Regions from separate parts of the Mus musculus genome. Here all the other regions are linked to region 1. A link is a loop called in an ENCODE intact Hi-C map of the cell type or tissue named here. Cell type or tissue: heart. All regions are shown on one strand. Links, peaks and the distances in the headings refer to the core of each region. The heading gives the core; the rest is flanking DNA. Region 1 holds the start of Gm34622 (a long non-coding RNA gene). Region 2 overlaps Fbln1 (fibulin 1). Region 3 has its middle 19 kb from the start of Wnt7b. Region 4 has its middle 25 kb from the start of 7530416G11Rik. Region 5 has its middle 24 kb from the start of D130051D11Rik. Region 6 has its middle 19 kb from the start of D130051D11Rik.

What was found. A loop is a pair of places that touch in the nucleus more often than their neighbours do. Peaks named below come from ENCODE experiments on the same cell type or tissue, not always from the same donor. Only the 100,000 strongest peaks of a DNase experiment are listed, where the experiment ranks them.
Region 2: it touches region 1 in a loop (5-fold over the local background); 8 of 42 quality-filtered maps call a loop at or near these places.
Region 3: it touches region 1 in a loop (11-fold over the local background); 22 of 42 quality-filtered maps call a loop at or near these places.
Region 4: it touches region 1 in a loop (2.2-fold over the local background); 4 of 42 quality-filtered maps call a loop at or near these places.
Region 5: a loop joins it to region 1, with 7 times the contacts of the local background. A loop is called at or near these places in 41 of 42 quality-filtered maps.
Region 6: it touches region 1 in a loop (2.1-fold over the local background); 4 of 42 quality-filtered maps call a loop at or near these places.

The regions. Positions count from the first base shown.
Region 1 is chr15:85,707,599-85,712,585 of GRCm38, forward strand. It overlaps Gm34622 (a long non-coding RNA gene), which reads right to left and starts at 4,341. Exons shown (of 3, transcript XR_384306.3): 1 at 3,936-4,341; 2 at 3,429-3,552; 3 at 1,273-2,387. In heart, for the core only: a CTCF peak has its summit at 2,838; DNase peaks (open chromatin) are centred at 1,433, 1,923, 2,793, 3,243 and 2 weaker places; H3K27me3 peaks cover 1,514 bases.
Region 2 is chr15:85,264,272-85,269,258 of GRCm38, forward strand. Fbln1 (fibulin 1) reads left to right here. Exons shown (of 17, transcript NM_010180.2): 16 at 979-1,110. Among named protein-coding and RNA genes, the nearest start is that of Gm34337, 46 kb to the right of the region's middle. In heart, for the core only: a CTCF peak has its summit at 2,661 (motif pointing right); DNase peaks (open chromatin) are centred at 2,670 and 2,950.
Region 3 is chr15:85,598,385-85,603,371 of GRCm38, forward strand. No RefSeq gene overlaps it. Among named protein-coding and RNA genes, the nearest start is that of Wnt7b, 19 kb to the left of the region's middle. In heart, for the core only: no CTCF peak of the experiment used is centred there; DNase peaks (open chromatin) are centred at 1,397, 1,787, 2,147, 2,537 and 2 weaker places; H3K27ac peaks cover 674 bases; H3K27me3 peaks cover 703 bases.
Region 4 is chr15:85,475,610-85,480,596 of GRCm38, forward strand. No RefSeq gene overlaps it. Among named protein-coding and RNA genes, the nearest start is that of 7530416G11Rik, 25 kb to the right of the region's middle. In heart, for the core only: a CTCF peak has its summit at 2,180 (motif pointing right); a DNase peak (open chromatin) is centred at 2,182; H3K27me3 peaks cover 1,463 bases.
Region 5 is chr15:85,608,364-85,613,350 of GRCm38, forward strand. No RefSeq gene overlaps it. Among named protein-coding and RNA genes, the nearest start is that of D130051D11Rik, 24 kb to the right of the region's middle. In heart, for the core only: CTCF peaks have their summits at 1,421 (motif pointing right) and 2,363 (motif pointing right); DNase peaks (open chromatin) are centred at 1,058, 1,938, 2,548, 3,658 and 1 weaker place; H3K27ac peaks cover 1,110 bases.
Region 6 is chr15:85,651,306-85,656,292 of GRCm38, forward strand. No RefSeq gene overlaps it. Among named protein-coding and RNA genes, the nearest start is that of D130051D11Rik, 19 kb to the left of the region's middle. In heart, for the core only: a CTCF peak has its summit at 2,661; DNase peaks (open chromatin) are centred at 1,256, 2,256, 2,636, 3,016 and 2 weaker places; H3K27ac peaks cover 1,042 bases; H3K27me3 peaks cover 86 bases.

The sequences.
Region 1 (4,987 bases), core at 546-4,545:
ACGTTTGCATGCATGAAACATTGCCAGCAAGAGCTGCTCTGGGTAGTGAACAGTACCCTCCCCTCATCTTCCATGTGCCCCTTAGTGGCCCAAGCCCTGGACACCCAAGCCCCTCCACATGAGTGGAACAACAGACCCTATGACTCCAAGTCTCAGAGCACAGTACTGGCTTCCAGTGTCCCTCAGCCTGTGGTCCTAACCAGATCTGAGAAATTCCTGGCCTATTGTCCCTTCGTGCCTGCCTCCCTTGGGACAGTATTGGGACGGCTGTGGATGTAGCTTTCTAATCTTGGGCCAAATGGTCATATACCCTTCTTCCAGGGACCCCAAGCCTTCATTCAGGTGGTGGTAGTGGGGTGAGGGTCAGCCCTCAGCTAGTGTTAGCTTAGGAAGGTAAAGTCCTAGTCTTACCTGACCAGACACCAAAGGCCTCCCTCGTGGGTGGATACCTTGACCCTGATGTCCTGGCCTTCTCCCCATAATGAATCCCCCGAGTCCCAGCTCCCGTCCTGAACCCAATCTGCCTCAACTCTGCATATCCACACACCTCCATTGACGCACCTAGGCAGACCAAACACCCCTAGAGCCCCTCTATATCCACCCTCAGCTACCAGACCTCTCAAACTTAGCCAGCCATTTCCAAAGATCTGATACTGTGCTAGCCCCAGGGTTGAGAGTACCCAGAGGGACTCTCTGAGTACTCTCTGAGAGCAACAGGGATGGCTTCCCAAAGTAGGGGCTATCTGAGCTGGGTCTTGATGGCTGTATAGGAGTTGGCAGCTAGAGACACAGGAGTGGACACTCAGACACTCCGTGGCATGCCCCATTGTCTCCTCCCTGCTGTCCTTTGGAACATCGATGGTGGATGATAAATTGTCACCTTTTTACCTCTCTTTATCCTGTAGTCAGTGGTGAAGTCTGTTGACTCTTGCTATGCCTCCAGCCCTAGAGGAGTAGTCCTTCCTCCCCTCCCTTGTGCAGAGCTTTGCCCACTCTTCATCCCTTGCTGAATTAGTTAAGGTTTTACTGCTGTGAGCAGATGCCATGACCAAGGCAACTCCTATAAGGACAACATTTAATTGGGGCTGGCTTACAGGTTCAGAGGCTCAGTCCATTATCATCATGGCAGAAGAATACCATGACATAGGAAGAGCTGAGAGTTCTACATCTTGTTCCGAAGGCAAACAGGAGAAGACTGGCTTCCAGGGAGCTAGAGTGAGGGTCTTAAAACCCATATCCACAATGACATACTTCCCCTAACAAGGCCACACCTCCTAATAGTGCCACTCCCTGGACCAAGCATATACAAACCATCACACAGCCTACCTTCCATACTCTTCTGCACAGCCCAGCCCCCAACCCTTCACCCTCACACAGGCCCACCCTCTGGCTACCACAGCCAGCTGTGTCTGTGCAAGCAGAATGACATGCTGGCCAGTCACACCCACCTCCTGGCTCCTATGCTGCAGTGGGAGATGGCCTCTGCTCTGCAGAGTTCAAGTACTAGGGACACAGGACAGGACACACGGCGACCACCCAGTGGGGTAGCGTGGGAGCATCCGAGAGCTCTGAGGTGCTCTGCAGTCAGGGTAGCTTCCTGGAAGATGACCTCTGACATGTCCTGTGCCCCTCTCTACATTCTGTTGGCTCTTCTCTGACAACTGACTGTCACTAGAGATAGGGGTGCATGTGGGGATCAGGGTGGGTACGACACAGCATTCAGCAGAGTGGAAGTTCTGGGGTGCAGGGGAGTGGTTCAGCCCAGGGAGACCCTGTGCTCACTTCCCCACTTCCACAACCTACAAAGGAAGCAAAACACTTCCACTTAGAGGGTGGAGTCAGGATTCAAGGGCACCCCAGATTGTGCCTCAGGGAAAGTACCCAGGAAGGTCCTGGTCCCTGGCCGGCCTTCTGCTGCCACCTGCTGGCTAATCTAAGAAGTGACTCCTGGGGTTGTTAATCAGGAGCCAAGGAGATGCTGCAGGCTGGAGGTCCTAGGATACAACCCTCCGGGCAGGCTGGGACTGTTATCACGATGTGCATAAGTGTCTTTGAGGACAAGGTAGTTCAAGACCAGCGAGGAGAGCAGGCTGGACCTTGGGTGGCCCCAACACATGGAAACTGGGCTCCACACATCAGCTGGAAACCCAGGCAGCATGCAGAAGCCTCGCTGAGTCTTACAGAAGCAAGACTTGCACATCCTTGCCCCACCCGGGATGATTCTCCAGAGATAGAGGGTCTCCTGGGGGTGACATCCGTAGCAGTGGCAGAGCCAGCAGTAGCTGGCAGGAGGGCGGAGGTGGGGGTCTCAGGAGTCACAGAACTATATCCAGCAGCTTGAAGCTGAGACCCACGAGGATGTCAGTGCCCCTAAACAGCCTTACTTCCTTTAAAAATAAAGAAAATTGAACACAAATATCAGATATGTAATATATAATGAATGCTACATATAGTATGATGATCAGTATTAATACATACTATGTTTCATAGAGTGAACCCAGGCACACGTTCACTGCTTCCTAAGAGGAAGATACCCAATCCTGTGCAGAGTGACCCAGCAGGAGTCCCTGTGAGGTTGTACACATCTGCCTACACCACTCCTGACAGACACATACCAGGGGGGATTTGTGGTGTGTGTGTGTGTGTGTGTGTGTGTGTGTGTGTGTGTGTGTGTGTGTGTGTGCAGAAGGCTGTAGAAAAGCCAAGCTTAGGCCCAGGGGAATATTTCTGGAGGCAGCTCTGGGAAGGCAGCCCTGTTTCAGTCAGGCTCCTGACCCATCCACCGCCTCCACTGGGTGGTGTGCTTCCCAGCAGCGACACCGTGTGGCAGCAGGAGACCATAGCAACCAAACTGATCACACGCCCCGCCCAACCTCTGCTCCACTCAGGTGGTGATGGGGGCGGGAGGGGGGGGCGGGTGGCGGGGCTCTTCTGGCCTCTGCCATCCTTGGGTTCAAGGATAAGTCAGGGAAGGCCTATGTGGAGGCCAAGCTGCAGTTCTCAGTATGCCCCTGAGCCTGCCTTGTCTCACCTGTCTCCACTCTGTTCTTTGTAAGACACAGCTGTGTAAAAGGCTGCTGGGGAGTCCTTCCGCATCCCAGGAGAGAGCAGTGAGCCCAGGTCACAGCTTACCAGCACCCCAATCAGGTAAGTTTTGCCCCTTATGAGGCAGTAGCACACACACCCCTCCAACGGGCACCAGGGAGCCAACCTACGGGGGCTCTTGGCAGGAAATGGACCATCCTAAGACTGAACCAACCGACGTGGGGAGAAGGTGCCTGCGTCTTTGGAGACCTGAAGATGAGGATGGCCAAGGCGAGGGAGGGAGGGAGGTGGCTGAGGGGAGGCCGCAGCTTAGGAGGCAGCTGTGATGGCTGACCCGTGGGTCTTTGCATTTCTGCGCCCATGACCTTCTGCCCGTTGCACACCTGTCCTGTGGCATTTGGTAGGCCTGTGTCTCTGGTGTCACCTGCTGAGACGGGCTGTAGCACTGGAGAAATGCCTGGGGCCAGCTGGGTGAATGCAGCTGATCTCTCTGAGCCCAGTCCTTCTCTGGAACAGAACAAAGTGGAGACAGCAAAAAAAAAAAAAAAAAACCACACTAGTCAGACCCAGGACAACCAGAGAGCTGAGATACACCAGGGAACAGAGCACCGTTGGCTCTCTGACTTGCTCATGGGCCCAAACCTCAGGACAAGGGCAAGGAGGGACTGCCAATCACCCCACCCCCATATACCTTCCCAGATGCCCAAGTTCATTATACACATCCCTGACCGCCTCCTTTTGTCCTGCCCAGCCAGGACCCAGCCAAAACCCCCACTTTGTGTGAGCCTAGGTGGAAAGCCAGGTTGCTCTATTCTGTAGGGGCGGCTCTCTGCGGGATGGAAGCAGAGGCACAGGCTATTGGTGTAAACACAGGAATGGAGGCGACATACCTTTAGGTCTGCTTCCCACAGACAGTACAAGCTCTAGAGGCCACCTTCCTGAGCTGGTTTCCTGGTTATGGAGTCTGAGGAGCAGAGCTGGAGCAACCTTCTCAAGGCTACACACCAGGCTAGGAAGCGTGGGTACGGAAGTCCAGGTCTGTCCACCCACATCTGTCATTGTCTTGCCTGCCCAGCCACTGGGCACAGTGAAGGGGACAGGCATTGAGGGAGGGAACTAAGGAATCTGGTCTGTCCCAGCTGCCCTCTTTAGCAAGAGGAAAGTAGCCAGTGCTCACTAGTCTGGCTTCCCAGGAAAGAAGCAACCGCCCTGGGTTTGAACTGGGACGAGGAAGTGGTCTGCCTTTGAGTTTCAGGCCCTCTAGCATCTGGTCCTAGGCATTGGACAGACCTCTAGCTAAGACCACACTGCCACCAGTATTGGGGGGGAGGCACTGCCCTCTTGCAGTCTCTGGAAACCAAAGTGGTGTGTCTCCTGCCTCCCACCCACCCCTTCTCTCCTCTCTCCTTCTCCGGCTGGGCCTCACTCACCAAGTCTACCCCGAGCATCTCCCTCCTGGCTCTGTCTTCCGTTCATTCCCTGGATCAGCTTGGTATGAGTCCAGGGTCCAGAAGAGCTTCGAGGGAAACACTCTTTTCTTCCCTCTGTGTGTTAGACCCAAATGGCTGGCCTGCAGCTGGGCTATGCTGACAAGGACTGTGGATATGATGGCGTTGAAGGTTCAGGGAGGGGGAGACCGGGGAGTGTTCGAGGCCCTGAAGCATGGGAAGGGCCCTTCCAGGGGGAAGGGCCCTTCCAGGAGGAAGGGGTGAGATTGTGTGGATATGGTGGCGGGAACAGCCACCGAGCCTCCAGGAGGAGGAGAGAAAATGGGACTGGACAGAGGCCAGGCCAATGTCAGGAGGAGCCTTTGTGAAGTCGGGTGGAGTTGACAGGGGCCCTGTCCTGTGGACTGAAAACACTGAGCATAGGGATGCTGAGCAGGGGGTGAGGGTCGACCAAGTACAGGAAATGAACACAACCAATGCTGAGATTAAAGCAA
Region 2 (4,987 bases), core at 350-4,349, 440 kb before region 1:
GCAGGATCACCAGACGGTGGGGGAAACGTGTGAGAGCCACCAGGCCAGCACTGTCCTTGGGGAAGTCCCCAGCCCCTACTCCATTCCCACTGGCTCATGTTTCCAGAGAAGTCACTCATATTTGCCCTGTGTCGAGGGGGGTTTTACAGACCCGCACACAAGTCTTTCCCATGTTCCCAGCAGCCATTTTTTTGTTTTTAGATTTATTTATCTTATGTTTATATGAGTATACGGTAGCTGTCTTCAGACACATCAGAAGAGGACAGCCGATCCCATTCAGATGGTTGCCAAGAGCCACCATGTGGTTGCTGGGAATTGAACTCATGACCTTTGGAAGAGCAGTCAATGCTCTTAACTGCTGTGCCATCCCTCCCCCAGCAGCCATTTTCCTGGTGTTCCACTCTGCTGACATAGGAGTTTGTTACCTGAATGGGGGGCAGCCAAGACACCTGTTGATGTCTTGGGCTCAGGACACTAGGGTACTCAGTGGACATCAGCCAGCTTCCTCCCTTACTTTATAGATGAGGAAACCGAGGCCCAGAAAAAAAAGGACATTTCCTAGTTTACCCTGAGCCAGGTTGGGATCTGAATGGTGGTTCCAAGGCTAAGGTGGCTTACACTGCTTCACCATGAGGTAATCTGGAACCACATCCACCACAGCCCAGCTGAGTCCACGCTGCCAGCTGGCCCCATGACCTCAGGGCAGATAAGAATTGTCAAACTGCCTCAGTTTCCCCACTGATGAAACAGATTGGCTATGATGTGAGGGCTAGGACTCTACCCTTCCACACAGGGGAGGGGGTTGGTGATTTCAGCCATGTTGCCTTAGGAGTGAATCCTCGTTGTGTTTGGGTCGAGGAAGGGGGGGCAAGTCTCTGGGGAGGAGGGGGGTGGAGTGGAGTGGAGTGGAGTGGAGTGGAGTGGAGTGGAGGGCTGCGCCAGTGCTACAGTGTTCTCATGCCATCATCCTTGCTGCAGAGATCATCTTTCTGAGGGCTGTCACACCGCTGTACCCCGCCAACCAGGCCGACATCATCTTCGACATCACAGAAGGGAACCTTCGAGACTCCTTTGATATCATCAAGCGCTATGAGGACGGCATGACTGTGGGTGAGTGACCCTTGAGATGCCCAGGGCATTGACCAAGGTCATCTGCACCCTCCTCACTCCCATCAGAGGCCAGTTCTACCTGGCTGCCAGGTCCTAGCCAGCAGCTCCTACTCAATCAAGTCTGGGGAGCCTAGTGTGAAAGACTCCCCCGGGGATCCACCCCGGCCGTACCACTGACTCTCCTGTAAACTCTGTCAGCCTCAGTCTTCCCACTTACCAAGTAGGTGGGCAAAATAGATCCTGCCTCTCATAGCTGGATTTAGAAGGCCGTGCCCCAGCCAGGCTGTAAGCCTTGCTCAGTGGGAGCTGGTCTGTCTGCTGTTCCCATGGCGCCGTGAGAAGATAAGCAAACTGGACTTCAGAAGACCCCATATCTAGTCCCAGCCATGCAACTAACTACCTTGGCTTAGTGTGCAATCTCCAGCCACTTGTCACCCCTCCCCAGGTGTCAGTGGGTAAGAACCCCCCAGGACAGTCGGTGTCCCAGAAGCACAAAGGAGGCAGGGACAGAGCAACCTTCTGTGTTGGTTTCATGTGGGCTTGGTGAAGAGGAAGTGGAGAGGATTCGCCAGACACCGGGACAGGGGCTGGTAAACACCCACAGGGGAGATGGGAGGGAAGCCTGGAAGCCACACGGTCTCTGTAGAGAGGACTGTGGTCCCTGTTGCTGTCTGTGGGCCTTCAGTAGGACCTGCTCGCCCTGAACGCTCTCAGAGGCCATTTCCATATCTGCTGTTCTCAGCTAAATTGCTCCTGGAGTGGACTAAGCTGGGAAGCTGGGCAGAGTTGAGTCTTGGTATGATGTCACCAATGCCCGGTGGGTCATGACTGCACCCAGCGGGTCATTCCACTTTGTGACCTTTGTCACAGTAGCTCATCAGAACGGTCTTTTTTTTTTTAAGGTTTATTTATTTATTTATTATATGTAAGTACACTGTAGCTGTCTTCAGACACTCCAGAAGAAGGAGTCAGATCACGTTACAGATGGTTGTGAGCCACCATGTGGTTGCTGGGATTTGAACTCAGGACCTTCGGAAGAGCAGTTGGTGTTCTTAACCACTGAGCCGTCTCACCGGCCCCCAGATGGTCTTTAAGTAACTTATTATTATTGTTAGTAGTAGTACTGATTTATTTATTTTATTTATATGATAAATAAATCACTGTAGCTATCTTCAGACACACTAGAAGAGGGCATCAGATCCCGTTACAGATCGTTGTGAGCCTCCAAGTGGTTTCTGGAAATTGAACTCAGGACCTCTGAGAGCAGTGAGTCCTCTTAACTGCTGAGCCATCTCTCCAGTGCTTTAAGTAACTTTTATTCATGGTGATGGAAAACGGTCTTATCTGCCACTTCTGACTTAGATTTACACTCTGAACATTTTGAAGCATTTGAGAAACTGGGTGATAATCCCCCCCCCCCCCCCCCACACACACACACACAGACACACACACACATACATCAGTTTTTCCTTTTATTCTAGTCTCAGGCCTGTGAGATCTGGATTGGAGCCGAACCATGAGTTTGGCCTCCAGGTGGCGCTGTTGGATCTCCAAAACCTCCATCCAGGCTGTTTCTTCAACCCCGACAGTTGCTAAACTGGCAGCTAGAGAAAGGGAATCGTTATTCTCCTGTTGCCAAAGAGCCATTTATAGCAACTTTACAAGCTCTTAAATGGGTTTGCATGTTGTAAACATGGCTGAGTCATTTGGGGGCTCACCACCCCCGGCCTCCTCCTCCGCTGTTTGGCAGCAAGGATAATTAGTTAATTACAATTAATGGTTCAGCAGCCCTCTCTGAGATTCCAAGGAGAGGGCATGCAGCCCGGCCGCCAGCCGTCCTAAGTCTCACCTTCAGCTATGGATGAGGGGAGGTGTTGTGTCTATGTCGGGGGTCGGGTGGGGGTGTGGTAACGGTTTGTCCTGCTTCAAGTGTGGATGAGAGATGAGTACCCTGTCATTGGCCAGCAGAAGCCCCCTAGAGCTTGCCCTGTGAGTGACCTATTGCTATCATGTGACACAGCCTGGGCCGCTGTGATTATAACCGTAGAACCTTCCAGTTTGCTTGCTCTCTGTTACTTCTGAACACTTGAGTTACTGGCCCTGGCTGACCTGTGTTTATAGAGATAGATACTGCCCCCCACTCCCATGCTCACCTTTCCCCAGAAGAGAGCACTGGGCCATCAATATACTGAGATGTGAGCCTGCAGGGTTGCATCGAGCCTCCGTAGCCCACCCCAGCTCTCTCAGGAACGGGCCCTCCCTCTTTCCACATCTCTTCTCAGCTAAATCGTTCCTGGAGTGGTCTAAAGCTGGGAAACTGGGCAGAGATGAGTCCCAGTGAGCGGGTCATGGCTGCACCCCAGACAGAACAGTCTTGGGTGCGTCTGCTTTTTGGCTTCCTGTCTGCTACATCAGAAAGTCCTGCTTGTGATAGAGCCAGAAGGCCTCATCTTTCCCAGCCACTTCCACAGAAGAAGAAACAAAGGCCACTTGTGTGTCAGTCTTAGTCTTTTCTTAGTGATTCCGGGGCCCAGCTGGCCATGAGATGGCTCCAGGGGTGACGAGTGACCACAGGTAACCTGCAGGCAGTGGGCGGCTCGGGAATGGAATGCAGCCGAGGCCGTGGGGAATGAGCGTCCCCCTCGCCGCGCCTGGTCATGGGTGCCCTGATCTTTGGAATTCTAGGCTTGGGCGGCATGGGGGTGGAACCCCAGCCCTTCGGAAATTCCTGGGGCTCATCTCTCTGCCGACTGAGTGGCCCAGCCTTTTTCCACTCCTCAGCAAGTTCGCAGGGCGTTCCATCTGGTGCACACATCACCTGCCGGGTGGAGAGGGAGACCAGGTGGGGCCGGTTGCCCTGAGTGGGGACGAAGGCTGTGTTTGTGATTGGGTTCTGCTTTCCGACTTCTTGTCTTAGGCTCCCAGTTCTCTGCTTGGAACATTTACCCTGAGATTGCCTATAGCCAAATTCCTTCTCCCTTTTCTGCCCAGAAACATCTCTGTGTACCTGGAAATGTCCCTCCCAGAAGTAAACCGCCCCCGCCCCCCCCCCCAACATGGCTCCAGTCCTGACCACTGTGGGGATAGAGTTTTCTGAGTTTTGGCCCAACATAAAGCAACTCTGGAGCTTAGCAGTCATGGCTTCTTGCCACCACTGCACACTCTCGCCCCCGTGTTCTTGTTCAGTCCTTGCAAATGTGACTCCTGGGAACAGGTCAGGAAGCTCCCCTTGGGCAAAGGAGGGAATAGAGTCCAATGACCTTGTAAGACTATGCAACCACAAACCATGGGGCTGGGTATCTTCCGACACTTCAGGCTACACTTTATGCAATACCCCCAAGGCTTGGCCATCAGCAAAAGCATGGTTCAGGACTAAGTGGGCCTGCCACCTGCTGTTCCCATCCAAGCTCAAGAGGTTCCTGTGTCTCTGGCAATGGACATGGGCCTGTATATGGTCATGCCGGGGCACCTGCCTGCTCACTGGGCTGGATGAATACCTGCCTGTCGAAGCCACAACCCTTGTGGACACTCCCTACAAAGGGCTTCCCTAGAGAGGCAAGGCCCAAGGATAGTCTCCTCACATACTCAGGAGCCTCAATGAGTATAGCATTCAGGAACCAGCCTTCAGTCCCTGGGACATAGAGAAATTATCTTCACTCAGGGGTGGGGGAGCAAGGGCGAGCAATGGAGTAGAAATAGCACAAACCTAGGCCTACCCAGACCTAGAACCCATAGACGGACGCCCAGTGCTGGCATGGACAGAGTTCTCCAAATCTGGAAGTCCCACAAAATAAGCAGCCGATGATGAGCCTTTGACCCCTGTGGCCATGGCATTCAGGCCCTTGAAAGTGACAAGACAGTGAAGTGCTTGAGAGAG
Region 3 (4,987 bases), core at 579-4,578, 110 kb before region 1:
TAACTCCCCTTTTGTGTGATATTTGATCTATGAGGTAATTTTATAAAGAACTTTTGTCTAAGACAGTATAGGAAGGCCAGAGCAAAGGAATGAAGTGTGACATCCTCTGCTTCCTGGCTTACAGCTCCCCGTGGCTTGCTCGGCCTCCTTTCCTATAGAATCCAGGACCAGCCCCACCCCCAATGAATCAATCACTAAGTATGAAAATGCCCCCATAGGTTTGCCTGTAGCCCTTTACAGAGACATTTTCTCAATTGAGGTTCCCTCCTCTCTGGTGACTCCAGCTTGGGTCAAGTTGACATAAAACTATCCAGCACAGGCAGTGATGGTGATGACGATGATAGTGGTGATGATGATGGTGGTGGTGATGATGATGATGGTGGCGGTGATAAGGAAGATAGTCGCAGGGCTTTTGAGAATGAGATGGTTGGCAATGTCTTCTGTGGAGTCCAGTTTGCAAACTGTCCTCACCATATCATAGTCCCTGGGAAAGAGCCACAGCTTGGACCCATTTTCCATGGAAGTCATGGGGACAGTTGGTGATCTCAGGCAGCTCCAGCTCCTGGCCAGTCAGTCCCCACCCTGTGGTCCTCCAAATGTCCTTGACCTTCAGGAATTTGCCCAGTTCTGGATTCCTTCTCTATGGCCTGACAACTCCCAGTAGCTCCACCAGAGGGCGCTCTGTAGCCGGGAATGGGCACACTGGGTCCTAACCATGAAGCTGGACCACACTCCTGATACAGAGGGGAAGGGGCAGATTTTGGACTCTCGAGGGGCCTGGCTGCCAGGCCAAAGGCTGTGTGGCTTTTGCCTCTGTGGCATCGTGCTTTCCTGAAGGCTCTAGGGATGACTCATGGGGACCAGATTGGTGCTGGCTTGTAAAGATATCAGAAACGGGGATGAATCACCGTGAACAGTGATAGGGTGCGTATTTGAAGCTACAGCCCTGGGGACCAAGGGGTCTGTACGCTGTGACGTCACCCCCTGAGGTTCAGGGTGCTGGAATGGGAACATCAGTGGCCAACCCAGCCCCCAGGTGGCCACCAAGGAACTGGCGATCCATATAATTGTCTCCAGACACTTGGCTCACCCAGGTCCCTTTGGCTGCTGTGAGCCTGGGTACTCATGAATCTAATCCAGGCCTTACTGTCAATCCTCCAAGACTCAGGTCTGGAAGTGGGTTTGCAGGTAAGATAGTCGTGCTCTGCCATGCTGACCTTTCCGAGGGGGTTACCTGTGTGGCCATTCCACAGCCTTGTAGTGTCCTGTGAGGGTCACCCTCCTTCCTCTCCCCTGCTAGCTTCTTTTCTTTCTGTGACGTTTTATTACTACTGTTGGGCCATCGCTGTTGCTATTATAACATCCATGTGCGTGGCAAGCGGTCCGTCAGTCACTAGGCTCCACCCCTCTGTAAGGCTGGGCAAGTGGACTGCATTCTTTCCTTGAGTTCATTGTCAGGGTTTGAGGGAAGACCCTGCAGCCAGCCAGAGGAGGGGGGAGGCAGAGATGGGCCCCCACTGGGGAGGGCAGGCCTGGCAGGGAGGAGCCAGCACACTCAGGAAACAACTTATTCAGCAATCTGTCAGTCCTCTGTGAGGACCTACTAAGTGCATGGGTTTTATGCTAAGACCTAGGAAGGGTAGGGTCTGTCCTTCCGGGGTATTTATGAGGGACGGGGAGACAAACAGGCAAGCACTGCGGCTATGAGATGAGGGATGTGGGCTCAGGAGAGGTGGGAGGAGACAGGAGAGGGGCGGGGCCTGTAGGAAGGACAGACAGCATCTGAACAGGAACGCCTGACCGGAAGGGACGCTGTCAGGAAGGGCAGGAGGGCGGGTAGAGAAGAGTGTGGACCCTGGAGTAGACCTGGGTGGCACAATCTCAACAGATCTACAGTGCCAAGGACACAGCCATGCAAGGGCACCATGGTAGGGAAGGCTTGCCCAGTCTGAGGCCAAGGCTACCAAAAGAAAAGAAAGTCCAAGCCAAGATTCTCTGACCCCCTCTTACTTTCTTCCACCCCCCTCCCACAAGGCAGTGCTCCAGAGTCCCAACGGGTTCAAGGCTGGAGGAATCAGTTTGAGTCACCCGAGAGGCTCCTCCCCCTGGAATCTGAAGTTCTAAATCCCAGTGCCTGGGCAGTGGGTTCACTCGGGGACACAGTGGCTCCTCTTCTGTGCTCTGTCTTCCTGTGGGGCTGGGGGGGATGGATGGTCCTGGCCCCGGGCCACCCGCCAACACATTGTCTGCTAGTCTGGCCGGAAGCAGCTGCTGCGCAGGGCGGGTGGGGCCTGCGGGGGGGGCGGGGGGGGGCAGGGACTGGGAAAGCTACAGAAGCAGCCTGAGCCCTGGTGCTCCTTAGTCAGGGGTGGGGGGGGGCTGGGATGTGGAAGCTGGATATGGGGAGAGGGGGGCTGGTGCTGTCCCGTCCGTCCTTCCTTCGTCTACACACTTGCTCCGTCTCCAGGGCACCATCCCAGCACCTCTGACAGTAACCAATCAGAGGATTTTGTTTGCCTGGACAAGGTCGAGAAGACCAAGGGAGCAGCCAAGTCCTAATCCAAGGAGAAATGACCCTGGTCCTGGCCAACTCCTCATCTGAGAAGAACATGTCCAACCACTAGTCCCATGGGAATTTGGACCCTATACTCTCAGGAGACAATGGCGGGTGCAGCCGTCCAGCCTGGGAACTCATAAGTCTCTTTATCCCATGGCTCCTGCCCTGAACCAGGTCCTTTCTACCCCCAGCCCCCTCCTTCTCTCCCTCCTCAGCCCATGTACCAAAGCTTCAAAGAACACCTCCTGTGTGGACAACTATAGAGAAAAATGGTGTGTCTCAGCTGGAAGAAACCATTTTCGTCTGTCCACAGCTGACTCTATGACCTTGCTCATGAGGTAAAGTACGGTCCTTAGCACCTGCACACATGTGTTTGGACTGGCATCCACCTGTTCTGGCAGGTATGATCCAGGACCCCAGTCTGGATACCGTGTCTGTTAAGGGCCCAGGATGCTCTGGGTCACATGGTCACAGCTTCTGTGTGGTTACAGCTGTCGTTCACCCCTGCCCCTCATTCCTCAGAATGCTGCTGTTCTTTTCTGAGGGTCTGAGCTGCATCTCAGCAGTACCAGCCTAGGCCCTGACTCTTTACTTTCATATACAGCCATTACTGGGGTCTGGGCTCACTCTGGCTAGGGACCTTGTTTCTAGAATCTTCTGTTAATTTCCCTTCAAATGTTGTCTGTCTCACTTTTCAAAGTATCATTTAGGATTAAAAACTGTCCCAGGCCAGGCAGTGGTGGCACATGGCACTTGGGAGGCAGAGGCCGATGAATATCTGAGTTCGAGGACAGTCTGGTCTACAGAGTGAGTTCCAGGACAGCCGGGGCTATACAGGGAAACCCCGTCTGGAAAAAGCCAAAACCAAAACAAAAAAAACCAAAAAACAAAAAAAACAAAACCAAACCAAAAGCTGTCCCGAGTTGTCTGTGGCAGCATGTGCTGAAAATCCTAATACTCAGGATCTCAAAGCAGAAAGCTCCAGTGTGAGCTACATAGTCAGGCACTACCTCTGAATTTCATCTTTTAAAAGACCTGGGGGTGTGCCTCAGGAGCAGAGTACTGGCCTGCAGTGTATAAGGCCCTGGGTTCTTTGGGGGTGGGGGTGGGGGTGGGGGGGAACCAAACCAGATTCTCTGCTTTGCCTCCTGGAACATCGAAGACTCTATAGCAAGAGTGTGCGGGATACCAGTCCTGGGTATGGAGGCCCATCCCCCACACCAGGTGGATATACCCACCTGACAAAGAGGCCATTGGCTCCCTGAATACTTCCCCTGTGTGAGCACTGTGGGTACCAGTGAGCCTGGCAGGCCCTCCCTTATAACCCTTCATGCCCTTCATCATTCCCTGAAGGCCTAGCTCTGCCCCCCACTCCCACCTCCACCCGGCCCCAAGCTGGTACTGAGTACTGCCTCTTTATTCTACGCCTGCTATATCCTTCCCTGGACCCGGAAACCTTCCCCTGCCCTCTGCCTCCCTATTCCATCAACTGTTTCAGAGACCCAGGTGCCAGGGGTCTTCTCAACACCAGGCCTTCAGAAATCAAGGAGGCTATTGACCTATCCATCGGTTGAACTCTGATGCCTTCCCCTGAACCCAGCCTTGAGGGCTTCTCCTTTCCTGAACGTCTCCACCTGCCCGCCCCCCCCAAAACTGAGGGCCATTGCCCTGTGGGAGGGGCATCACTGAACAGGAGGGTGTATATGGGGTCCAGGCTGCTAGGATAGATGAGACAGCCATCAACGAATAGGCTAAGCCCAGCACTGTGGGGTGCCTCTGTAATCTCCCCTCTAGGGAGAAGAAGTTGGTGACCCTGAGTTCAAGGTCATCCCCAACTATGTAACAAGTCTGAGGTCAGCCTGAACTGACATACAGGCCAGTGGCTAGGGGTGGGGCATGACCTGCCTTGAACAGGAGGGAGACCTTCAAGCTAAGAAAGGGCTTGGGTGAGGAAGTTAGTGTGAGCTGGCAACGTTGTTTCTGCCCTGAGGAGTTCGTGAACCATTGCCACCACCTGCGACTGTCAGACTCCAGCCTCCTCAGCCCCTCATCACACATATCACACCAGCGTTCTCCTGGGAGCGCCCAGGTCAGATCTGCTCAGGCGTTCTGCTGGTTCTGCTGCCAGGACTGAGTTGTCTGTCTCTCCAGGATCCAGGCAGTTACTATTGGACTACCCAGCCCCTCTAGCGTAAGTTAAGCCAGTGTATCTCTTTCGTTAAAAAAAAAGTTTTATTAGCATGTGTTAATTATGAGTTTCATGTTGATATCTCATACATGCATATACTATATGTTGATGACTCTCACCTCCTCTGCTCCCATGCCCACCAGATCTCTTCCTCTTCTCAACTAGTCTCTTCTCTCTCTCTCTCTCTCTCTCTCTCTCTCTGTGTGTGTGTGTGTGTGTGTCTGTCTGTCTGTCTGTCTTTC
Region 4 (4,987 bases), core at 378-4,377, 230 kb before region 1:
GGTTCTCCAACTGAATCAACTAAGGGTGCCTCTGGACTACAGCAAGTGCCAGGAGAGATGTGGGTTCTGGGAGTAGAAAACAAACAGTGGCTGGCTTCCCCAAACCATCCGACCACACCCACTTCCCTCATCTGCTCTAGGGCCTGTGAATAGAAGTTCAGCAGGTTTTCATTGAGCATCCTGGCCTCCTGCACCCTTGCTCATTCTTCTCTGTGTGATCTTGTGGAAGAGCTTGGCTTTCCCCAGGATTGGCACCTCCACATGTGACTCTGCCTCCGCAGCAGTACCTTGTTCAAGGCAGCCCTGCCTCCCTCCTGCTTCTGTCCCAACAGGAAAAAGCGTTGCCCATCTTAAAAGGAAGATATCCTGGTGGCGGGAGAGTTGGCTCAGCAGTTAAGAGCACTGACTGCTCTTCCAGAGGTCCTGAGTTCAATTCCCAGCAACCACATGGTGGCGCATAACCATCTGTAATGGGATCTGATGCCCTCTTCTGGTGTGTCTGAAGACAGTGACAGTGTACTCACATACATAAAATAAGTAAATCTTAAAAAAAAAAAAATATCCCCAGCTACACTGAGTTGAAGGCCAGCCTGGCTGTTTGCTTGATGTCCTTTTGGTTTCTGCCTGGATTTTGGACGCTCTTCCTAGTCCCAGGTGCTGGATCGACCAACCAGTGTTGAGATTGCTGGCTGGTTTTGTTTTTCCTATGTGAGGGGTGTGTGTGTGTGTGTGTGTGTGTGTGTGTGTGTGTGTGTCTTTAGTTATTTATGTTTTGGGGGTTGGGCTTAGTGTTTTGTTGTATTTTTTTTTTCCTCCTTCGGGGCAGTTCTATGCACCATCTTGCCATAGAGTTAGCTTTTCTGTTCATTAATTATTTTCAACTTGCTTGGTAAGGGACCTGTTGGGTTTTCATTTCTCTCAATGGCACATTAATAATAAAGTTATCCATTGAAACTTTTAAAAAAATTCCCAAATTCCCTTATGCAGGCACTCGATCCCTTATCTAGCTGGTCATCAGACTTTTTGCTCATGTGTCTCCAAAAGGACATTGAAGACATCGATATCAACACTTTAAATTGTGTTTAAATTTCTGCATATTGTGTTTTGCCCTTGCAAGTAGATCAATTTTTAGCACATCATGAAGATATTTTAAAATGGAACTGTTATGCCACTCCTTAAGTGATCTCAATAAAATTGGAATAGAGAAAATGTAGTTCCTGCCCAGAGCCCTTTGGAAGATAAATATGCATTTGATGTTCAGAGAATATTTTTCTTCTATAGTCTGTATATTCATTTCAGTTTACTCAGGATTTTATCCTAACTTAACATTTATGCTTAAATATACAGAATAAAATTTCACAAACAATTAGAATCTATCATACAAAAGTGCCTAAATGTGTAAACAATATTAAACATACCTGCATGTAACTTGTGCAGGTCGAGAGAAATTAAAAGCAAATTTGAAACAGGTTGATGTGAATAAGGAAACCACAACAGATACAGCACTTGAGGAAATTTGGAACTCCGAAATGCTCCGTGAGAAGAGAGATAGAAAGCCAACGGTCTCCACCCCAAGAAACTAGACAAATGCGAGTGAATGAAACAAAAAGAAGAAAGTACTACCGATGAAAGCAGAAACCCGTGAAAGAAAGTTCCAACAGTCGGGAAAATGAAATCGAAAGCCGAGTCTTTGAAAAGATTGAGGTTGATAAATCGCTAGCTGGAGCACTCAAGGAAAATCTCAAACATGTGATAGCAGGGAGAGGTGGGGCATCACTACGCATCGTACAGTCATGAAAAACTGAAACGAGGCAATAGTCTTAGCAACTTTATGCCCCTCCAGAAATGATGGTGTCAGTAGAATGAATGATTTCTGTGAAATACCTAATTATTAAAATGGACGAGTGAACAGAAGGTCCAAAGTACTCTATGTATGAAAGAAATTGAATTTGAAATTAACTTGCCACAAAGAAAATTCCAGTTTTCTACCTTCCATCTTCTCTCCCTTGAGTGCAGATGGCTTACTCCATGATAGAGTAGTAAGGCCAGTTATGATCTAGCTGATGGCACAGCTTGCTGCTGTCACTGCTCACTACCACCTTCCACCACCACCCCTGCCACCCCTACTCCCCCGCCACACTAATTATCTAGTTTCCAGGTGGCAGTACTCAGCACCCCCACCAGGGGGCACATGGGGATGTGTGGGAGTATGAGTTGTCACTTGAACTCAAGGAATGGCACTGTCATTTAGTAGTCACTGCCCAGGTGTCAAGCTTCCAGCAATGCCTGAGATGGGGGTGCAGTGTGTGTGTGGGGTGGGGGAATCACACTGTTGAGAATATCAGTGGAGCCATGGAGTGGAGACTGCCCAACTGAACTCTTCTTGCAGGTTCAATTCTAAATTAGACATGCCATTAGCTTTGCGTAGAGCCGCCTTTCACCCTGCTGACTCTGACTCCACTTGGGGGCTTCACTTGGGAACTTTCCAGAACAATTTATTATAATGTCCAGTGAATTTATTACACTGAATTTGTCTCCCCTTCCCCGTTTCTTAAGAAGGAAGAAAGAACACAATCAAGCTCAGTTGTAGAAGCAGAGCCTTTTCATTTGAATGTATGAGACAGCAGAGGGGAAGGAACACTAATATTTACTCAGTCACCATGGTGAACCCCTCCTAGCCACCCCCCACCTGCATCTTGTCTCCCTGGATGTTGTAACTGGTGTCTGCTGAGGTGCAGTGCACACCTGGACCCATGGATGCTGCAATTCCTAAGTGCCCCTCTCCCTGCCCCCCCCCCCACCTCTGCCCTGAGTTTCCGAGTCTGTAAGTCCCTGTCAGCCCTTCCTCCTCCCAGTGCAGACCCTCGCTAGAGAAAGGACCTTCCATCTGGCTTTGCCAGGAGTCAGGACAAGGGTGAGCTTCACTCTAGTTTTGGGATCACTTTAAATGTTTCACATCGGTAATTATGGGTTGTGGTGTTATTGCAATCTGAAAAACTCAAGGAAGAAGTCTCCCTGGGCTGTCGTCCTTGATTCCATACTGCCTTAAGTGTATGGCTGTATGGCTGAGTCTATAGACCTGTCATTCAAGAGGGAGGATTAGCCTCGCCCATCTGAAGGGAAAAGTAGGAAGGAAAAAAAAAAAAAAACCAACCTTGTCTGAACTTGAAAATGAAAATGCTGATGTGGTTTTTATTCCAGAAACATATCTTACTGATTAAGAGCAAGGAGTGCTACCGGCTCGTGGGTGGGCCAGCTGTAGTTGGCTCCTTGCTCCAAAAGGCCAGGCTTACTGCCACAAAATGTCAGAGGGAGGCAGGAGGCCCATGTGCTCTGTGCAGGTGGGCACAGTGGTGTGCACACAAGGAGCATAATGGCAGACAAGTTCCATGGCTTGTTCATCTTTAGCCATGGACACAGAGGCAGTCATCACTGAGGGGAACAACAGGCCCTGGTCACATAGGGCTGGGCTTCTGTATCTACCAACTCTATGACCATGGCCAGTAATGGATTCTTTTCATCTTGCCGTTCTGCATAGCAGAGGCAATTGCACCTATTAACGAAGTGTTGCCTGCACTGCTCACGGCATGTGCTAACACAAACTAGATGCTCCCTGGATGGTCATTCCAAGATGGCAGTCCCCAGTGATTCTATCCCCTCCCCAATTCCAGAGCTCACAGCCACTGCTTCAAACAACCTTTCTCCTTTTGGGCCCTCCTCTATGGTTAGAGCTACAGGAGTGGACTGAGCTCTGGTGAGCCTTAGTTTCCATGACTGTAAAATGGGCCTGACACCTCAGCACAGCGACCACACAAGGCTTGTGGCTTGGCATGACTGCAGAGGCCGCTGCCAGGCAGGCAATCTTCGCCAAGAGCCGGATTCCTCCAGGCCCGGCCCAGCTGGCGTTCTCTCCAGTTTCATTGCGTTGGGTTGCAGGGCGATGCAGCCATTGATAATGGTGTAATTGGGGTGACTTGGGTATTTTCCTGATGATGATTCATACTTGGTAAGTCCACATTCCACTGCCATCAAGCGCAGAAGACGGTTAAATAACCTCGTCAGGTATTCAGGTTTCACAACTCCAGTGTCTGAATGTGAGGTCCTTGAGTTACCCAGAGACTCCACACCTCAGTTGTTTACGGGGGGGGGGGGGGGACCTTTTGTTCCCAGAGTCCTACACAGCTGGGGTTTTCTGCAAGGCATTTAGCTGGCACTGGGAGGGTTTCCAGCTACAGTCTCTTCCCAGCCGTTAATAACCTGCAAATGATAAACCTATTCCGAAGCCAGGTTGGACCTCCAGCTTCTCACCTTCCTTGGCTTCCCCTCTCTGTCCTTCCAATTGCTTCTCCTTCTCTGCGTTTCTGAACTTCCTGTTCAGAACTCTTCCCCTCCCCTTGTGGTCTCCCACCCCACCGGTCCCCACCCTCCCCCGTCCCTCTGTGCCCCTCTCCCCTGAGGCCTCTACCTTCAGGTTCTCTTTCTCCCTGGTTTGTGCTCCAGGCACACCCACCTCCTACTCTCCACAGACCAGACCAGCTCGGCACTGGAATGAGGTAGGGACATGGGTGGGTCCTAGAGGAGCCTGTCCCAACCCACTGCCTAAGACAGGGTGTACTGAGCAGTTACGAATTTTCCATTTGTCTTTCAAGGTCTGAACTCTGGGGAGCTTGCATGGGGTCAGAAACTGCACTTTCCTCTGGCTGAGGTGGACAGGCGTACAGTCTCACTGAGGCAAGACAGCAAGTAGGTACAGGACAGGAATAGCTTGCCCACAGTAGGGCTCCTCACATCAGGACTCTGCCTCCTTTTCATGTGTAAGGTGGTCCTGGGCCTGAATCCCAGCCTGGCCAGAGGTGCTCACTGCTGGTCCAGTGTGAGCCAGACCTGACTTGACAAGCAGGGTCCTGGCTTTCCAGGAGGACAAACATAAGAACACTGGCTGCATTGGAAAATAAAGGAGGGGGTGCTAGTGGAGTGGAGGAGCCAG
Region 5 (4,987 bases), core at 704-4,703, 99 kb before region 1:
AATACTCCACAGGCTGCTCGGAGCCTGCTCCAGGTCCATAGACCAAAGCTCACAAAGTCTCTGTCAGCCACCAGCCCTAAGACTATTCACTGCATCTGCCTGATCCAGCCCACGTGAAGGCCCTGGTATGCTCCAATGGAGAGAGTTTCCCCTCCATCTTCTATCCTTATTGGTAATACAATGAAGGTCTAGGAACCTTGTTCCCCAAGCTCCTGATATGAGTCACTTCTTATACCAGGCTTCCTGGGAGGGCTGGCATGGCCATCCCTCATCCCAGTCAACTCCCAAGAGCTTGGGTCAGATCTTGTTCATCTAGAATCTCTCTCCTCAGCACCAATGTACCATCTCTTCTAGGATTGCTAGACTATCCCCTGCCCCTTCTCCATATGTGTTAATCCATTGTCCTCTGGGAAGTAAGGACTGTCCTGATGAAATACAGAGAGGTTAGGATGGCTGTTCATTGATGCCCAGCTGAGAGGGCAGAGGCCTGGAGAGGAGTTGAGCAATTGCCCCCATCACTGCGCACCTTGCCCTGATGTATACTGGATAACCTACCAGGCCACTGGACCACCAGTCACGGTAGGCCAATTCCTTCTCCTGGTCATGCCATGCTGTCTTTTTCCACCAGAGCATCTGCTGGGGGTCATGGCTCCTCTATAAACCCAAATCATGACATTCTCAATCTCCAAGTATCTCCTTTTTAGAAGATGGAGAAGAAGGGACATCAAATGGGGTGGGGGGAGGGGTAATGGAGATTTATTCCCAGTGCCCTCAGACACTAGTATCAGATTCCCAGTCTTCTGGACTTGAACATGGAAAGTTCTAGGTCTTCACCCTGGTCCTCTCTTTCTATCAGCCCTGTCTCATAAGTCAGGGCGTCATGATATGACCCTTCCTCCTCTACTCCAGGGTGGGAGATATGGAGGAGGTCCCAGTTGGGTTGATGGCTGAAACCTCCCTCTGGGGGGGTCCAGTGTCACAGTGTCAGTATCACTCTGGACTGGTGACTATCCCTGGACTCTAGATCCACCCCAGCCCCAGGTCTGTGTCTAGCTAGTCCTTGGCCTTGCCAGATCCTCTATTGTAGCCTCAGTTTGTCTGCCAGTGCAATGGATGCTTGGCCCCCGTGGGCGTTGACCATTGGTGTTCTAATGTGATGGCACTGGTGGGACCCTGTCATTCCCTGAGCCAGGTATCCTGGTGAGGGTCAGGGGTGGGGAAGAGGTTTAGCCACAGGACCCAGGCAGGATTTGGGGGGTGGGAGAAGAAAAGGGGTGCTGGGAGGGGGCATTCTGGAGAAGCCGCTGAGCAGACCTTGGAAATTCTTTTTTTTTTTAAAGATTTCATTTTTTTTCCTGTGTGTGGGTGTTTTGTTTGCATGTAGATCTTTGCACCATGCATGTTCAGTACCTGACAAGACCAGAAGAGGGTGTCAGAGCTCCTGGGACTGGGATTACAGGTAGTAAGTAGTGAGAGGCCATACGTGTGCTAAGAATCAAACCCAGGTCCTCTGGAAGAGCAGCTCTTAATGGCTGAGCCAACTCCCCAGCGTTCTGGCACATTCTAAAGACTGACCAGTCCACCCCTATCCCTGATGATGATATTGGAGGCACTAAGTTCCTAGGAGCCAGACTGGGCTGGCCGCCCTGGTTTATATAGCCCTACTGTAGTACGGCCTTCAGCACTTGGAGGGCCTCAGAGAAATTGTCCATCATTCTGAAAGCCTGCTGCTGCAGGATCAGGCCAAGGCTAGTGGGTGCCTGTCTGTCCTGTGCTGCTGCTGCTGGGTCAGGAGACAATGGGAAGAACAACACACTGAGCCCTTCCCTTCACTGTCACCATTGAGAGCTAAAAGGACATGTGCCTCGGCCTCTCGTCCATCCCCCAACACTGCAGCCAGAAGCACCAGAGGGCTGATCCCAGGTTGGGTGAGCACTTTTTTCCTCTCAACATTGTTCCCATCTTTGTGCATTTCCTGTAGGCCCTAACCACTCCCGACCTGAACTGCACACTCCAGAGACATAGGTGGCAGTGACCTCCTCCTGGGGGGGGGTGTGTGTCATAACCAGGCCTCCCAGTGACGGTACCCCATCCCTACGGGTGCCCATCATGTGGGTGCCTGAGGTCCTGTGGGCCATTGTGGCTCTGATTGTCAGTGACCCTGTAGGTTCCCAATTCTGTGAGTTCTTGGTACTGTGGGTGTCTGTGCCTTTGTGGGTGTCTATATCCCTGTGTATTCTTGAGACCCTGTGGGTGTCTGGCCCTGTGTGGGGGGATGATGGTGATCATGTGTCTGGTTCTGGGTGGATGATGGCCCTGTAGCCTTCAAAGTCCTGACCAAACTGCCATATGTCCTCATAGCCACCAGGGGGCAGAAGAGGGTGCAGGCCCACCTTCCAAGAGGACCTGTCTTCCCTTGTAGAGCCAGAGCTTTGTGTAGGCAAGAGAGGTGGGGGCTGCTGAGCAAGGGAGGCTGAACAAGGTCACTCCAGGCCAGCAGAGAAATCTTGGCTTGGATCCTGCCTCTGCTGCTACCTCCCACATGACTTCACCAGCCCGGCCCTCATCTGAACATGCAGCAAGCACTGGGCCCACTTCAGGCATCGCCTCCAACGCGGAAATTAACTTCCTGCCCAGAGAGGCTGCGCCCACACAGCTGCAGGTCTGGGCCGCCAGACCTGGGGCGCTCTGGAGTCCAGTTGAGGCCTCTCCTGCCCTCCTCCTGTCTGCAGATGGGGAAATTGAGACCCAGCCAGGGAAGGGGGTGGGGGATGGGGGGCTTGGATAACATTGCACAATAAATTCAAATCGGGGACAGGGCCAGCTGGGCCTGCAGACACTAGGCCTGAGTGCTTCACAGAGTCATCTTCTAGCCCGTGTCCCAATCCCACCAAGCACTGAAGTTGTGCTGCTATTGAGTCCTGAAGGTCTTCCTGTGCCAACCCCAGGTGCCAGGCACTGCGGCCACCAGCCTCAGAAGTGAGAAGTTTCATATTGTTTTCCAAGCCTGAGGTGTGGGTGCTTCTGGACTATGTGGGGACTGGGGACCTCATCACCAGTGCCGGGCCTGGCAGGCACAGGGCAGGAGTGAGGAATCAAGCCTCTTCAGTACTTTCCTGGCATACCGCAGCTTCTCTCTGTAGCTTTCTCTGCAGCTTCTCTCTCTCCCAGGATATAGAGCGGATAGTGGATAACCCAGCAGTCGTCCTCTGGGCGAGCATCCACCCAGCTCCTTAACAGAAGCTTAACAGTCAGAGAGACTCCTCAGACCCAAGAGGGTGAACCAGGAGGCTTTCCTTGTCCCTCAGAGTGTCAAACAGGAGTAGCTGTGGATTCTTTCTGGGGCTCTGAGTGTAGCCGGCCCCTCCCCCCTCAGGCCTTAGTTTCCCCTTGGTTGAGGCTACAGGCTCAGCCCAGGACTAGGATAGTCTCAGCTCAAGGCTGGGTGACGAATGAAGGTCTGGAGTCTAGGGCCTGGTCTTCCTTTCAGCCACCAAAAAGGGCTCATTTTGTGCCTTGGGCAGGTCGCCCAGGCAAGGAGGCCACTGGCGGCCATTCTCCAGGACCTCCTCCCGTCTGCAAGAAGCATTACCTCATCGGGAAGCCATTCCGGAAAAGAGCTGCAAGAGTTCCATGAGTGGGGATGAAGAGGGCTTTCCAAGAGCCTCCTGGCCACCCAGGAGCCCAGCCAGGGTGGACAGCACATCCCAGTTTCTGTCCAGTGACCGCTACAGGGAGGTGACAAGACTGAATTGGACTGAGCAGATAGGAGGAACGGTCCTGCCTGAAGCCAGCAGCTTCCGGGAGGGCAGAGCAGATATTTCAAGAGCTGGAACAAAATGGCCAGACGTGAGGGAGGCCGGAGAAATGAAGGGCAGAGTTGCCAAGCCCTGACCCTCTCCAGCCCATGTCCCCTCCTGCAAAATACAGAAGCATTAGGCACACTGAGATGTACCCTGCTGTCAAATGGCACCCGTCCAGAAGCATTGGGCTTCTCGATGACTTGATCAGCCACATGATCGGGAAACTGTAAGGACAGCTTGGGGTGGGGGGATGCACTAAAGGTGACCAGGAGAGCTCCCTAGCCGTTGACCCAGTGACAGTATTAGAGAGCACTCTTGGAGCCTTGATTTTCTCATCTGGAGAATGGAGCAATTAAGCTTCCCGTCCAAAAGACGTCTGAGAACACAGGCACTGACAAACTGGTGCTTTTGGGGCCACATCGGTGGGTCCTCCCCTGCCTGGGCCAGGGGACCCCTCCTAAGATGAGCACACACTTCTCACCTTGCCCCAGAGGGAGTGAAACGCTGTCCTCCAACTCCACCCACCCAACCACAGAGTTGCCCGGGCTCACTATCTTTTCCCAAATCCTACCTGGAGAATATCCATGCACCCTGAAAATAAATAGAGAAGAAACTGGCCCTGTCCGGATTACACTGAGACCCATTGAGGGAGCCTGTGGACACAGGTCCAAGGTCAGGCCCATCACATGCGGAGCTGTTCTGGCTACTTATTAGAGAAAAACCTAGGACACACCAGCAGGCAGGAAGTGTCGTTGGGGACAAGAATTAGATGTTTTGAGCCTGGGGCGTCAGACTGATCTTATTGAATGATTGGAGATTCCAAAAGGACAGGAGAAAACCAGAGGCTGGGCAGAAGGCTTTTTGTTTGTTTGTTTCATTGATTGATTTTTGTCTGCATTTATATCTGTGCATCATGGATGTGCAGTGTCCATAGTGACCAGAAGAGGGCACCAGATACCCTGGAACTGAGGCAAAGGCAATTGTGAGCTAGCACATAGGGGCTGAGAATTGAACCTGGGTCCTCTGGAACAACTCGTAACTGTCGCTCCATCTCTCCAGCCCCCCAGCAGTTTTAAGACAGCTGAGGAGCTCTTGAGGGAGCCCACACCCTTCCTCCTGTGCACAGAAAGTCCTGCCAGAGCAGGGCAGAGGTGCTAGGTAAAGGGCTTCCCTGCAGGCAGCAA
Region 6 (4,987 bases), core at 337-4,336, 57 kb before region 1:
CAAGCTTTGAGTGCGAACTTACGGTCAGGGAAGTCAGGGACACAGAAACCTGGCCCCAAAGCATACATCCCTCCCTATTCTTGATGCCCTGGCTTCAGAGACATCAGCTTCAAAACTTTCTCAGTACCTTCAAAAGTACCTGGGGGGGGGAAGGGGGGGACACTATGGAGTGTTTTATGTGTATCAGGTCCCACCTCATCTCCCAGGCTCTGTGAGATGAGAAGGAACGGCCCCCTTCAACTTGCAAACAAGGACAACGGGGCTCTCAGAATGCAGCAGCTTGTCCTCAGAGGGGCTTCATCTCCTGCAGAGATGCCCTCCCCCCCACCCCCGCCCCAGGCCTGGAGTTGGCAGAGTAGCAGATCTGGCTGCGACTGTCCCATGATCACGAAGACAGTGTCTCTGCATCCCAGCAGAACCTGTCTGCTCGCTGAAGGCTAGGAAGGACCCAGAGTGACCTCTCATGATGACACCCGAGAAACAGGCTTAGGGAGGAATATTGATTTTTTTCCCCAAAGACACAATCACTGGGGTGCTCTTCTGCCCAGGCTGTCACCTGCCTAGTCAGCCTTTTCCCCTTTCTTTACAGGCACACTGCACATGCGCAGTCTCTGGCTGCTGGCTCTGAGGAGCATTCTATTAGGGGCGGGCTGGTCCATCTTTGAGGGGCGTCTGGTTGCCTCTCTACCTCCTGGACAGGCACCAGCCCACCGTACCCACTTCGTGATTACAAGCAAGGGTGTAGGGGTGGGGCACAAGTTCAAATCTAGTGACCCTATTTTGGGGCAACTGATCATTGTATATCTAGATTTGCCTATCTGCAACTGGACGGACGTAGTAGATAGACCACCCCAGAGCTTCCCACCCCTCCAGGAGGCCCTTGCCCAAGGACAATCTGTACATACTCAAGGGCAATGGGTGTCCATGGCCATAGCAGTCAGGTCAACTTCATAGCAAACTGATTGCTGTTTGGGTCCTCCAAACTTGTTTTTTTTTTGGGGGGGGGCAAGCTTCCTGCTGGAGGTTTCCCTGACCCCACTGTCACTCATCTCAAAAATTAATGCCCATAGACCTCAAGAAGGCCTCTTGGTCAGCCAGAAACTATACTATATTGTCTCAACCCTAAGGGGGCACACATTTTACAGATGTGCAAACTGAGGTTAAGGAAGGCCAGATAACTTACCTCAAGTCAAACAGCTGGCAAGGTCAGGACTGACTTGCAGTGATGGCTGGGCCCAACCCCAGGGCTGTGACCTTTGGGTATATAGTCTTCCCTCTCTCACTTAGCCCACAGCCCTAGACTCCATCCAGAAGGGCCACAGGCCTCCTGTCTCATTGGCAACCAGGCTGCCTGCTCTCACGGCCAGACTCTGGAGCAGCTTCTGGGTTTGGAAGGGACCTGTGTGTGTTTTGGGGGTCGGTGAACGGAGCCCCATTGCAGCGATGTGCACGGAGAAGGCTGTCTCAGCCTGAAGTGTCCCACTGGGTATCTTGGACATAGCAGATTTTGTGTGTGTGTGTGTGTGTGTGTGTGTGAGCTATATTGGAATATCAGAGAAACTTCCTGGGCAGCATCTGGAGTCAGGTGGCCCTGGACACAGGAAGGTGGCCAGTGTGGGCACCAGCAGGGTCCCTTTAAACCATCTGCAGCAGTGCCCCCTCTGGGCCTGGCATGGGAGGAGTTAAGCCGCCGTGGGCACCTTGGCACCGTAGCTCTGACCAGAATGTCCGGCTCCCCACCCCCACAGCTTTTCTTCCTTTTTGCCTTTTTCCTTCTTAATTAATCATACGCTGCTGCCCAATTTAAATATGGAAATACCCAGGCTGAGGCTCTGCAATTATTCATGAAGCCAGGCCTGCTGTCCAGGCTCTTGGGCTGCGGGGAGCATCATGGCTTCGCCTTCTTTCTGTGAAATTATGTGCACAAAGGCAGCTCCTTATCTGGGTGTGTGAACTAAATAAATAAATAAGGGCTTTTGTTTGTTTGCGGGCTCCTGCACATGACTGTTTTGACTAAATCACTCGTGTTGTCTGCGCCTTTATGGGACTCAGGAGACAGGGAGTGGGATGTTGGGGGTGGGGGTGGGGGGTGGCGAGGGCTGGAGGGGGGTTGGCCGCCGGGCACCTGGGGCTCGCTCCCTCCCTTGGCACCAGCTTCACTCCAGCATCCCCCTACACACACTCCGCTGGAAAGTTCGCCCTGCCCGGGCTGGGCTCCCAGGCAGCCTGGCACAGTGCCAGGCTCGCCTCAGAGCGCGGGCAGCAGGGTGGGGCAAGCGGCAGAGGCACGGAGGACGTGGCTGGGCGCCCCGGGCACGAGCAGGACCCGAGGCCAGGGGCCAGGGGCCCAGAAGGTGAGGGCACTCCGGATGGGAGTAGGGTGAGCCATGGGGGTGGGCAGGCAGTGCAACCTGGTTGGGAACAGGCCTCATGGGAGACGCTGGCTGGCGGAAGAACCATGGCAGTACCAGGCCGTCAGCATGCAGCGTGTCTTGCCCTCCCCAAGCCGGAGGTTGCAGCCTGTGTGTGTGGGGGGAGCGTGAATGCGTGTGCATGGGGCCTCTTGAGGAGCAGCAGCCACGGAGTGGAGCCTCCGCTGCAGGGCCAGCCGCCTTAGCCCAGCCCAAGAAGGCCAAGCTAGGCAGGCGGGGCCCAGGGCTGTCAAGGAGAAAAACATCCCAAGGCCTGCAAATTGCTGCTCTCAGCTCCCCCCCCCCTTCTCCTGCTGGGGGTGAAAAAAAAAAAAGCAGTGCTTCCTCTAGAGGCGGATGCAAACGGATGCAGAATTTTAACCATCTCCTGCATCAACCAGGCCTTCCCCAAGCAAAGTTTGCTGGGAACTAGGCAGAGGCACTATGGGAACGGGGTTGTGGGGAACCCACATGCCTTTTCTGTGAGATACTGGGAAGCCAAAGGCTTCTTCAGCATCCCTTCCAGAGCCAGGGTCTGGAGCACCCGCTGAGGGTGTGGATTTGGGGGGCATACTGTCTGGTTCCTGCACAGGCCTGGTGCATCATGGGTGGTGGCAGGGTGCCAGTCATTGGCCCTGTTATTACCAGGCCTGGGCTTTGCTCTTGGGGTTGAAGGTGTTGACCAGCTCCTCTTGGAAATCGGATGGAAAGTCGGAGGTCTCAGTTCCCACTGACTTGGGCCCTCGCTGGGATACTGGGTGTTTCTCCTGGCTGATTTGTGTGTATTAAAAATCCTCTGGAATGCTTGCTGGTGGCTGGTGGGGGCCTCCCCCATTGTCTATCTAGGGAGAAAGGGAATAAGTTCTAGGGAACGGTGGTCAGAGGAAAGTGATACCTGACTGGCAAGCTATAGGGATTACAGCTGCAAGTGTCAGGAGCTCCCAGGGTGGCTTGGGTCCCTCGTTTTTTTTTTTTTTTTTTCATTTCAACTCCTTCTAAAATTAAAAGAAAAAAAATGGATATGAAATAATGAACGTGTAATATTGAGGCCAGCCTGTGTTATGTCCATCTCCGGTGCGTCCATAAAACAGAAAAAAAATTTTTTAATAGTTATGCAGGAAGGGCCCCAGGAGGGCAACAGAGATTGGATAAGAGAGCAAGTCTTGTCTTTCCTGGGTCTGATGGTCTGATGTCTAGTTCTAGGGGGTACTTTGGGGGACCATCTGGAGCCTCTATGAATCTGGCTTCTCCGGTGGTTGGCAGGACAGGTCATGGAGAGGAGCCTGGTGGCCGTGTGTGTGTGTGTTTGTGTGTGTGTGTGTGCATATGTACATGCTCCTGTGCACCCATGTTCCCCAATATTTGAAGGTATAAGTTGCAATCCTCAATACAGGAAAATGCCACATTGAGGCAAGAGGCAGTGTGGCCATGAGTGCCTGGTTCCCCTGAATCCTAAGAGAGGAGTCATTCTGGGCAGGGGGGTGGGGGGGAGTCCTAGTCTGTCTCCCTAAGAGAAAACAGTTGTCAAGTCTTCTTCCTGGATCCCGGGGCCCTCTCCTGGCCCAGCCCTATCCAGTAGAAACAGTGTGAGCCCCAGTCACAGGCCTAACAGTAACTGTACGGTTCCTCACAGCCATGGTTTTAAAAAGGAACGGCAGAAGCAAGAGAAGCCACTTAGCTAATAGAATCCATTTGCTCTAACATAGATCCCAAATAGTAATCTCAACATGCCACACGGAATTACTAATGAGAGACATCTTTTCCCCCTACCAAGTCCTCAATACTCTAAACATATTTTATGCAAGCGTCCAGACTTTGATCTTTCTCAAGGGGTCGGGGGGGGGGGGGGCCCAGAAGGTGGGCAGCTTGCTATAGTGGGGCAAAGCAAGTTGAGCTGGTTTCTCAAAGCTGGAAGCTTTCTTTTGCCCCTCCTTCCCCCCCCCCCCCCCGCTGGGTGTCCCTTCCTGGCTAGGGCAGGGGACTCCTCTATTGGATTGTCAGGCCCCCAGCAACCCTGAAAACGGATAAAAGGGGACTCGGGCTGCAGGTTTCCAGGGCAAAGACGAACTGCTGGAAAGGGCTCTTCCACTGTGCTCCCAGACGCCAGGGGACCACACAAAGGGCTGGCTTCAGGCTCACAATGGTGGGGCGGTTAGTCACTGTGCCAGGGCAGCAGACAGGCAGACAGAGCCCCCTGTGTCTGTGCCTGTCAGGCTGGGCCCTTATAGCTCCTGATCCCCTGCCTGTGTGCCTTTGTCTGCACCCCACCCAGCTCCCCAAGTTAACCCTCTACTACCCAATGCCTACCTGGCAGCCTTTGGTAGTGCACTCTTGCCAAGCTTGGGTTGCCATCAAGTTACCTTGGCCAAGTCACACTCCTTCTAGAAGCTGGGTTCAGACCTGTAAGGTTTCGTTGGCCTCTCTGGGGGAAAACTATTGGCCGGGTCTCTGTCACTGTGACCTCACTGCCCGGATTTTCATGTTAGAGAACCTAGCGTGCCAGGCTCCCAACTTGTAAGATCCCACCCGAATTGGAAAGAAGGTGTCCTCCAAGGATGGGGGAGGAAGGCAGTCAG